Regions from separate parts of the Mus musculus genome. Here region 2 is linked to region 1. A link is a contact called in ENCODE POLR2A ChIA-PET data. All regions are on one chromosome and are shown on one strand. Each heading gives the region's core, a stretch centred on a gene start or an enhancer-like site at or near the end of the contact. The rest is flanking DNA. Distances are from core to core; before and after follow the strand shown. Region 1 holds the start of Tbc1d13 (TBC1 domain family, member 13). Region 2 holds the start of Miga2 (mitoguardin 2).

Region 1 (4,206 bases), core at 662-3,161:
AGCAAAAAGAAAAAAAAAGAAAGATTGAAAGACTCACCTTATATGGAATATCAAGGTTCAAGAAAAAAAAGAGCAAACTTGAAAAGGTGAACAGAGTTGGTGGTGAGTCCAGACCGCACTGAGAGTAGTGAGTTTGGGTTTCAAATTAACAAAGGGTGGTTGTGGTAGTTTGAATAGGAATGTCCCACAGACTCATGTGTTTGAATGCTTGGCCACAGGAGATGACACTGTTAGGAGATGTGGCCTTATTGAAGGAAGTATGTCACTCTGCAAATACTTTTTTTTTTTTTTTTTTTTTTTTTTTTTGGTTTTTTCGAGACAGGGTTTCTCTATGTAGCCCTGGCTGTCCTGGAACTCACTTTGTAGACCAGGCTGGCCTTGAACTCAGAAATCTGCCTGCCTCTGCCTCCCGAGTTCTGGGATTAAAGGCCTGTGCCACCACGTTGGGCTTTTTTTTTTTTTAAGATTTAATTAGTTATTTTATGTATATGAGTACACTGTAGCTGTCTTCAGATAGACCAGAAGAAGGCATCAGATCTCATTACAGATGGTTGTGAGACACCATGTGGTTGCTGGGAATTGAACTCAGTACCTTTGGAAGAGCAGTAGTGCTCGTAACCACTGAACCATCTCTCCAGCCCCCAGCTCTCTTTTTTAAATTAAAAAAAACATTGTGTGTGTGTGGGAGGGGTACTGAAGAAATAGTTCAGAAGTTAAGAGCTCTAGTTACTCTTTCTGAGGGTCTAGTTCATTTCCCAGCTCACAACTATCTACAACTCCAGTTCCACAGGAATCCAACACTCTTCTGACCTCCAGGCAGGTAAGTGGTGCACAGACATACATGCAGGCAAAGCACCCATACACATAATTTACAGAAGAAATTGTGTGCCTGTGTGTGCAAATATGTGTAGCAATAACGTGTGTATAGGGGCCCTGACCTAAAGGCCATTTGCTTTCCTTGATGGCTCTCCCCTTTATTCACTGAAGGTAGTCCAGCGAGTCTGTTTGCCGTCTAAACCTTGCACATTCCCGCCCCTCTTGGCAGCTCTTTCATGAATTCTGTGGATCCAAACGCCAGAGCTCACGCTCACGTGAGTGCTTTATTCCCTGGAGCATCAACAGCGAATTCACTTCTAGCAGAGTGAACTTCTTGAACCTTCAACTTCTGATCTTCCTGCTTCCACCTCTCAAATGCTGGCATTACTGGCATGTTTCCCCAAATCCAGCTACAAGGAGTGCTGAACCTGAAACCTGGTTTCGTGCATGCTAGCCAATGATTTTCATAGTTGCTCTTTTAAGTTCACACTCACAACTGAGTTTACCAACTGAGTTACACCCTTAGCTCCTGTTTTTCATTTTCTATTGCTTTAAAATTGTGCAATTACAGAAATTCTACTTGGGGATGGGAGTGCGGGGGAGGGGAGGAGTTTCAAGACAGAGTTTCTCTGTGTGGCTCTTCCTGTCCTGGAACTCTGTAGGTCAGTTCAAAGATCCTCCTGCTTCTAGCTGGGATTAAAGGCGTGAGCTACCACCGCCAGGCTTGCCAGAATTCTAGTTTATGAACTTCCAAAGTCAAGGAAACCTTGAGCTGTACTCCTCCGGCTCCTCCGAGAGGTATTTACTGAGCAACAGGGTCATTTCCATAAGGAAGGACTCGACATTGAATGAGACCACACCGGAGACTAAGTCTAGTTCAAACAACTAGTTCAATCAACCAAACAACTGTACCGCAGTTAATGACAGGGAGTGAGAGAGATAGACAAGTGTATTCAGTAATCAGAAACTGAGGGCGGGAGACTCATAGCCAGCGGGATCACTGACAGTCACGCCGTCCTGACGCTCAACTGACGGTTTGCCTAGCCTTAAAGAAGTCCCCGTCACGTGACCCTTGGGCGGACCCAGCGCGGCCCCGCCCCCGCGGAACGCGCACGCTCCAAGTTCTGCTTCCTGCCGGAGGCTTTTGCCCAGCGCCCCGTGTCCCCGGAGGGAGGGGGGCGGTGGCGGTGGCGGCAGCTGGGGCTGCAGAAGCAGCTCGGGAGTCCGGAAGTCAACACCATGTCGAGTCTGCACAAGAGCCGGTAAGGAGACCTGAGGTCAAGACTGCACCCAGACCGCTCCGTCCAGGCCGGGCCTTCGCACAGAGAGAGCTGCTCAGCGCATGTGCGGCCAAGAACAGCCCCCTCCCCCGGCGGCGAGCCCCCTTACGGTCTCATTGCCTGTGTGGCAGAGGCGAGAAGCAGAGATGCTTCTCTTACCTCAGTGTCACCTTTCTTTCTCTCTCACTCGGGACCCCTTTCCCTAGTGTCTCCCTTGTCCAGCCCCCTATTACCCTCCCCGCTTCCTCGCTCTAGGATTCGCACCTTCCCCCGCCCCCAAATGCCCCTGTCCCTGTGCTCCATGCTCATGAGAAACACCAGGGGATCCAGGTTCTCCAATCTGGCCTCTTAAATCCACCTCCTACCCCCACCCCAGGCACATCTTGCAACGCCCGCTAAATTCTGGTCACTCCAGGACTAATTTTTAGTCTTTTGTCTTTGCCTGAGGGCAGGCCCGAGAAGTCTGTGCCCCCTCCCCTTTACCCAGCCAAGAGCTTCGGGAGCCATGGGGAGATTGTACAAGTCTGTTGTCTGTGGATCCAATTACTCCTGGTTGCAGGAAGCTTGGTTGTGTGAATTCGGGTAGTGGTGTGCTGTGGGCTGGGCTTGGCCGCAGCAAGTGCCCAGGAAATGCCAGCTCGCTAACAGTGGACAGTGCTTAATGTTAAGTTCTCACTTCAAACCCTTTGGATTAGAATACCTCTCATGGCTTTTCGTTGACATGGCAGATCTTAGAGGAAGAAACTTGTATTGTCCACTTCCCTAAGCTGGTAGTTGGAGACCGTTGGGAGTGAAAGATCTTTGGGCTGGCTGCAAGAGTGGTCATTAAGCCTGTTACCTTGGCGTTTCCTTTTCTGCCCTTGAAGGATTGCAGATTTCCAGGATGTCCTGAAGGAGCCCTCCATTGTGTTGGAAAAGCTTCGAGAACTCAGTTTTAGTGGTAAGATGCACTTTTACTCAGGGTTTCCCTGGAAACCTGCCTGCCGGCAGAAAGCTGGCCCTTAGCTGGGGGGGGGGGGTGATCCCCCAAATCCCTTGAAGTGGCCTGAAGACTGCACCGGTGGTAACCCTTTGTGCCTAGGGAAGGCCTCTCAGCATTTCTCAGCTCGTTTCTTGAGTTAAGGAAGTTGCAGGGTGGTTCCCGGGTTCTCTACTTGGCTGTGGATCAGAGCTGAGAGTGACCTTTGGTTAGTGTTAAAACTCAAGCCGTAGAGCACCAATTTTAAGGAATTGAACTTCCACCACATTTGACTTTGCCCCCCACATGGTTAATGTTCCAGCACAGCAATAGCTGGATTTTTACCCCGTCTGTAAAAACATCCCAAGATGTTTGTAGAGCTCCTGTGGTACTGCCTAGTAACTTTTCAAAGAAAGAATTTAAGTCGCCTGTGTCGTGCAGATTGGGGTGGGGTGGGGTGGTTAATTGGCTCATTGTCAGGGAAGCCACCCTCAGAGCCATTCTTCTGAACTCCTGACAGCATTGCAGAAGTTGGCCTTCCCATTCTGGAGTGGTGTGGAGGCCCCAGAGGGGAAGCTGCCTGTGCTGATTGTGCAGAGCTCGGACTGCACATCACACCTGTCTTAATCCTGGTTGCTCTGTCTACAGATCCGTGTCTTTATCTGTAAGTGAGGACGATGCAGCTAATCCTCCATCCTTACTGGAGCTAAACTGGGAATTGAATGAAATGGTGGTTGTCTGGCACAGAGCCCTCAACAGGACCAATGTGGGGAAGCCACAGAGCCATTGCTTATGTCTAGCACAGGACACAGACACAGGGGCATCAACAAATAGATAAGCTTTTGCCTGCCTGAGAACTTAAAGTCATACTCAGGTCTTTATGTAATTCCAGTTTCTATGGGTGCTATGGAGAAACCAGAGAGCCATTGTTTATAAGCAGCACCGCGACATTAATGCCTGCCCAGCATAGTGATTCACACCTTTAATCCTAGAGCAAGAGGTAAAGGCAGGTGAATCTTTGTGAGTTCAAGGCCAGCCTGGTGGTCTACATAGTGAGTTCTAGCTCAGGCAGGGCTACATAGTGAGACCCTGTCTCAAAAAACAAAATGAAAAGAGCCTGTGGCTGGGCATATAGCTCAGTTTATAGAGCGT
Region 2 (4,206 bases), core at 1,235-3,734, 230 kb after region 1:
CGCTAAGCCATCTCTCCAGCCCCCAGCAAGCACTTTTAAACCACTGAGCTATCTCTCCAACCCTTCAAAATTTGTTTGTTTCTCTTCTCCTTCTCCTTCTCCTTCTCCTTCTCCTTCTTCTTCTTCCTCTTCCTCTTCCTCCTCTTCCTCCTTCTCCTCCTCTTCCTCTTCTTCTTCCTCCTCCTCCTCCTCCTCTTCTTCTTCCTCCCCCTCTTCTTCCTCCTCTTCCTCTTCAGTCAGGGTCTCACTATGTAGCCTTGGCTACTATACAGACTGGGCTGGCCTAGAACTCACTGAGATTCACATGCTCCTGCCTTCCCAGTCCTGGGATTAAAGGTGTACATCACCACACCTGTCAAAATCTCAGCTTTGGGCTGGAGAGATGGCTCAGTGGTCAAGAGTACTGACAGACTGCTCCTCTGAAAGGTCCTGAGTTCAACTCCCAGCAACCACATGGTGGCTCACAACCATCTGTAATGAGATCTGATGCCCTCTTCTGGTGTGTCTGAAGTCAGCTACAGTGTACTCGTATACATAAAATAACTAAATAATATTAAATAGGGCTGGAGAGATGGCTCAGTGGTTAAGAACACCGACTTCTCTTCCGAAGGTCCTGAGTTCAAACCCCAGCAACCACATGGTGCCTCACGACCATCCTTAATGAGATCTGACGCCCTCTTCTGGTGTGTCTGAAGACAGCTACAGTGTACTTAGATATAATAATAATAAAAAAATCTTTAAAAAAATAATATTAAGTGAAAACCTCATCTTTTCACCCAGAGCTGTTCCTCAGCTGGTCCCTTTGCTTTGTCATCTGTCTGTGCAGGGGTGAACCTGAGCCATCTGGGTGTTTGTTCAGGCATCTGGGTGTTGTCCTAAGAGCAGGCGGGGCCCAGATATGTGGAGTTTGAAAATAAAACAAAACAAAACAAAAAACTTCAGGAGACTGCCAGTCTCCTACCACTGACCTAACATTAACAGGCTCTGTAACTACACACTGGTAACTCACAAGCCCCAAGTGTCTGTGTTCACAGTCTTGTATGCGAAATTGTTCCTCTTTACTCTGTACTTACCAGGATCTGTCTGTAGCTGGCCATAGTGACCATTCAGACAGCATCCAGCTCTGTCCTGTTAAAGCCATTTATAATTGCATGTCTTTATTCAGTAACTCACACTGGCTGAAAAGGATCAGTAACTGGAGGCTGGAGAGATGGCTCAATTGGTAAGCCCAGTGTATTGTTCTTGCAGAGAACTAGGGTTCAATTCCCAGCACCCACAGAATTCCTCTCAGTTGTAACTCCAGTTCCAGGCGATCAGAGGTCGCCCTCTTCTGGCCTATATAGGCACTACTTGCACCTTTTACCAAAAAAGTTCACTTTGGCCTTTATTTTTTTCCCCTGATATTCAAATAATAATTATTTACTAATTTAGAATTTGGATGTAGCTGGGCAGAGTTTCACATGCTTGTATATAATTCCAACACTTCGCCGGGCAGTGGTGGTGCACGCCTTTAATCCCAGCTCTTGGGAGGCAGAGGCAGGCAGATTTCTGAGTTCGAGGCCAGTCTGGTCAACAAAGTGAGTTCCAGGACAGCCAGGGCTACACAGAGAAACCCTGTCTCGAAAAAGAAAGAAAGAAAGAGAGAGAGAGAGAGAGAGAGAGAGAGAGAGAGAAACCCAAAAAACCAAACCAACCAACCAAACAAACAAAAAAAACCCCAATAATTCCAGCACTTCAGGCGATTGGAGGCAGGAGGATCAAGAATTCAAGATCAGCGGGCAGTGCGGTGGTGACACCTGGCTTTAATCCCAACAGAGGGCAGGAGTTCCAGGACAGCCTGGGCTACACAAAAAAAAAATCGCCTCAGAAAATAACAAAACAAAACAAAAAAAACCAAAAACCAACCCAACCAACCAAAACCCCAAACCAAACCAAACTAAAAAACAAACATACAAAACCTGCTAGTCTCCAAAGCATAGATCCTTTAGGAACCCTGTCTCAAAAAAAAAAAAAAAAAAAAAAAAAAAAAAAAAAAATCCAAAACCAAGAAACCAAACCAAACCATGCATAAATAAGGGTTGTAGATGTGCGTGTGCGTGCATGCGTGTGTGCCTGTTGGTGTGAGAGTATGTGTAGCGCAGGAGTTTGGTAATCAGGTGTGACATCCCAGTGACAACAACGCTGAGGACCAGCGTGTGGCAGAGACTCTCTAAGCAGCTGCTTCCCAGAAAGCCCCAGGTGTCCACTAACTCCACCGCCTTTTTAGTGTCCGTGTGTCTGTCTAATCCTAGTGACCAATCGGAGGAGAGAAGAGGACATTCCACACTGCAACCACACTTAGGGGGCGGTGCGAAAAGCGAGGGAGGCGGAGTCTGCGTGATCACGTAGCTCACCCCATTGGCCAAGGGCCTCGCCGATGCGGAGCGATATGGAGACGCTCATTGGTCAGAGCTGTGTTGGCCGGCCCGAGGCCACGCCTTCCCCATCCAGCGGCGTGGTTTGGTTGTATTGCCGCCTGGAAAGGAGACGCTGCCCTTCCCCAGCGATGGGATCCCTGGTGAGTGACGGCCACTGCGCGGGCGACCAGATCAGCAGGGCTAGAAGCGAGGCTTGCGGAGCATGGAACCCGGCCCACGCCGGGGTCTGCGATCCAGCCAGCCCGCGAAGGTGTCCAAGGTGGGATGAGTGGATCCCCTGGACCAGGCGGCTCGAGAGGATGCGTGGCTCCGTGGGTGGAACGAGAAAGGAGCTGGGTCAGAGAGGAGACTCCCGGGCCTGGAACGCTGCGAGCATCTAAAAGTATGGTCGCGGGCACCTCCCCCCCCAGGTGTGCCGGCTGTGGGCAGCGCTGTATGTGGACAGCGGTCAAGGATGTCCTAGGGAGGTCGGGGCCAAAGCAGGAAGGTCCCTGCCCAGGCTCCGCAAGGAGCAGATACTGAAGCTTGGAATATTGTTGATGTTCACTGTGGGGTTGCCCAATGCCCGGCTGCGTGGGATCCCACAGAGATGTGCAGGGGTGGGACAAACAGGACATGAGGCAGAGTGAGCTGTAGTACTGCCTGGTTCTGATAACACAGCCAGGTCAAAGTGGGACGAGAGAATGCTCAGGCCAATTAGTAGGGTTGGCTTGCACAAAAGAGGAGGGCCTGGATTGGAAAGCCGGGATATCAGGCCTAAGGTGCCAGGGTGGAGGAGCAGATAACCTACCTGCTCAAGAATGTGGAGCAGGATTGGTGGCCAGCATTAGAATAGAGAGACAGGTAGGATATGATGATGAGCTTGGACCCTTCCTTCCTCTTGGGCACAGACAAGGCTAACTGGACTCACCTGCAAACAGATGCCAGGCCTCCCCTTCCCTCTCTCCTCCTGCCTGGATCCTAGAATAGGCTCACCTCTAATACCAGGTGGCCTTCCCAGACGTTCAAGGCCCTCAGGTTTGATACAAGCAAGCAGCAGGCAATGGCTAGGGTGCTCGGCCCAGCCTCGGTCCTCATCTCTCAAAGCCTCAGTATTCCTATCCTTGCGTGCTCTGAGAAGGACTCCACTGAGGCCTCACAGAGAGCTAGTGCGCTGGCTTGTTGAAATGCTCTGAGAAGTATATCTCCTGCTATTTGATGTCCTTGTCTCTCACTCAGTGCCCTGCCAGGCTGGAGGCACATCATAGCCCACTTAACCTCTAGGCAAAAATGTACCCTGCCCTTGACAGTGTGGCAATTTCTTTAGCCCTTGAACCTCACTCTGCCTGCCAGCCCTCTTGCCCTCTCCCCTCCCCCCACAGCCCTAGGGCCAGCCTGATAGGGCTGTATGCCTTCCCCCACTCACCAAGGATAATCTGTTCCTTGTTCATGTCTTGTGCTGGCCTAGTGACTTTTGGTCATCATCCCAGAGAGACAGGGTCTGTCCTGGCCTATGGTGTTCCTTCCTCTGAAGATCTCAGAAAGCATCCTTGAACTTGAACAAGACCCCTGCTGCAGGGTCTTGGGGTCTCAGAATATGTGATCAAACATCTCATCTGGCTTTGGGTCTTAGTGGGTCTTGGGCTATCTTTTCTCTCTGTGTCTCTGCTGGGGTGCACTGCCTGTTCCTGCTGTGTTAAGCAGAACCCAGAGTCCAGTAGACCTTGACATACCCTCTCTTCACCACTTAGCAACCGATGAGTTATTTTGGACTCCTGGCTTAGGTTGGACAAAACTCAGTTTCTTCATG

The links. ChIA-PET counts read pairs that join two places held with the same protein, here RNA polymerase II (POLR2A).
Region 2: POLR2A ChIA-PET joins it to region 1 with 11 read pairs in embryonic stem cell. The contact joins the promoter of Miga2 here to the promoter of Tbc1d13 in region 1. POLR2A ChIA-PET finds 5 or more read pairs at or near these places in 2 of 5 experiments (Patski and embryonic stem cell).

The regions. Positions count from the first base shown.
Region 1 is chr2:30,131,835-30,136,040 of GRCm38, forward strand. It overlaps Tbc1d13 (TBC1 domain family, member 13), which reads left to right and starts at 1,912. Exons shown (of 12, transcript NM_146252.3): 1 at 1,912-2,078; 2 at 2,963-3,036. The coding sequence starts at 2,056.
Region 2 is chr2:30,361,749-30,365,954 of GRCm38, forward strand. Miga2 (mitoguardin 2) reads left to right here and starts at 2,485. Exons shown (of 16, transcript NM_001242407.1): 1 at 2,485-2,557.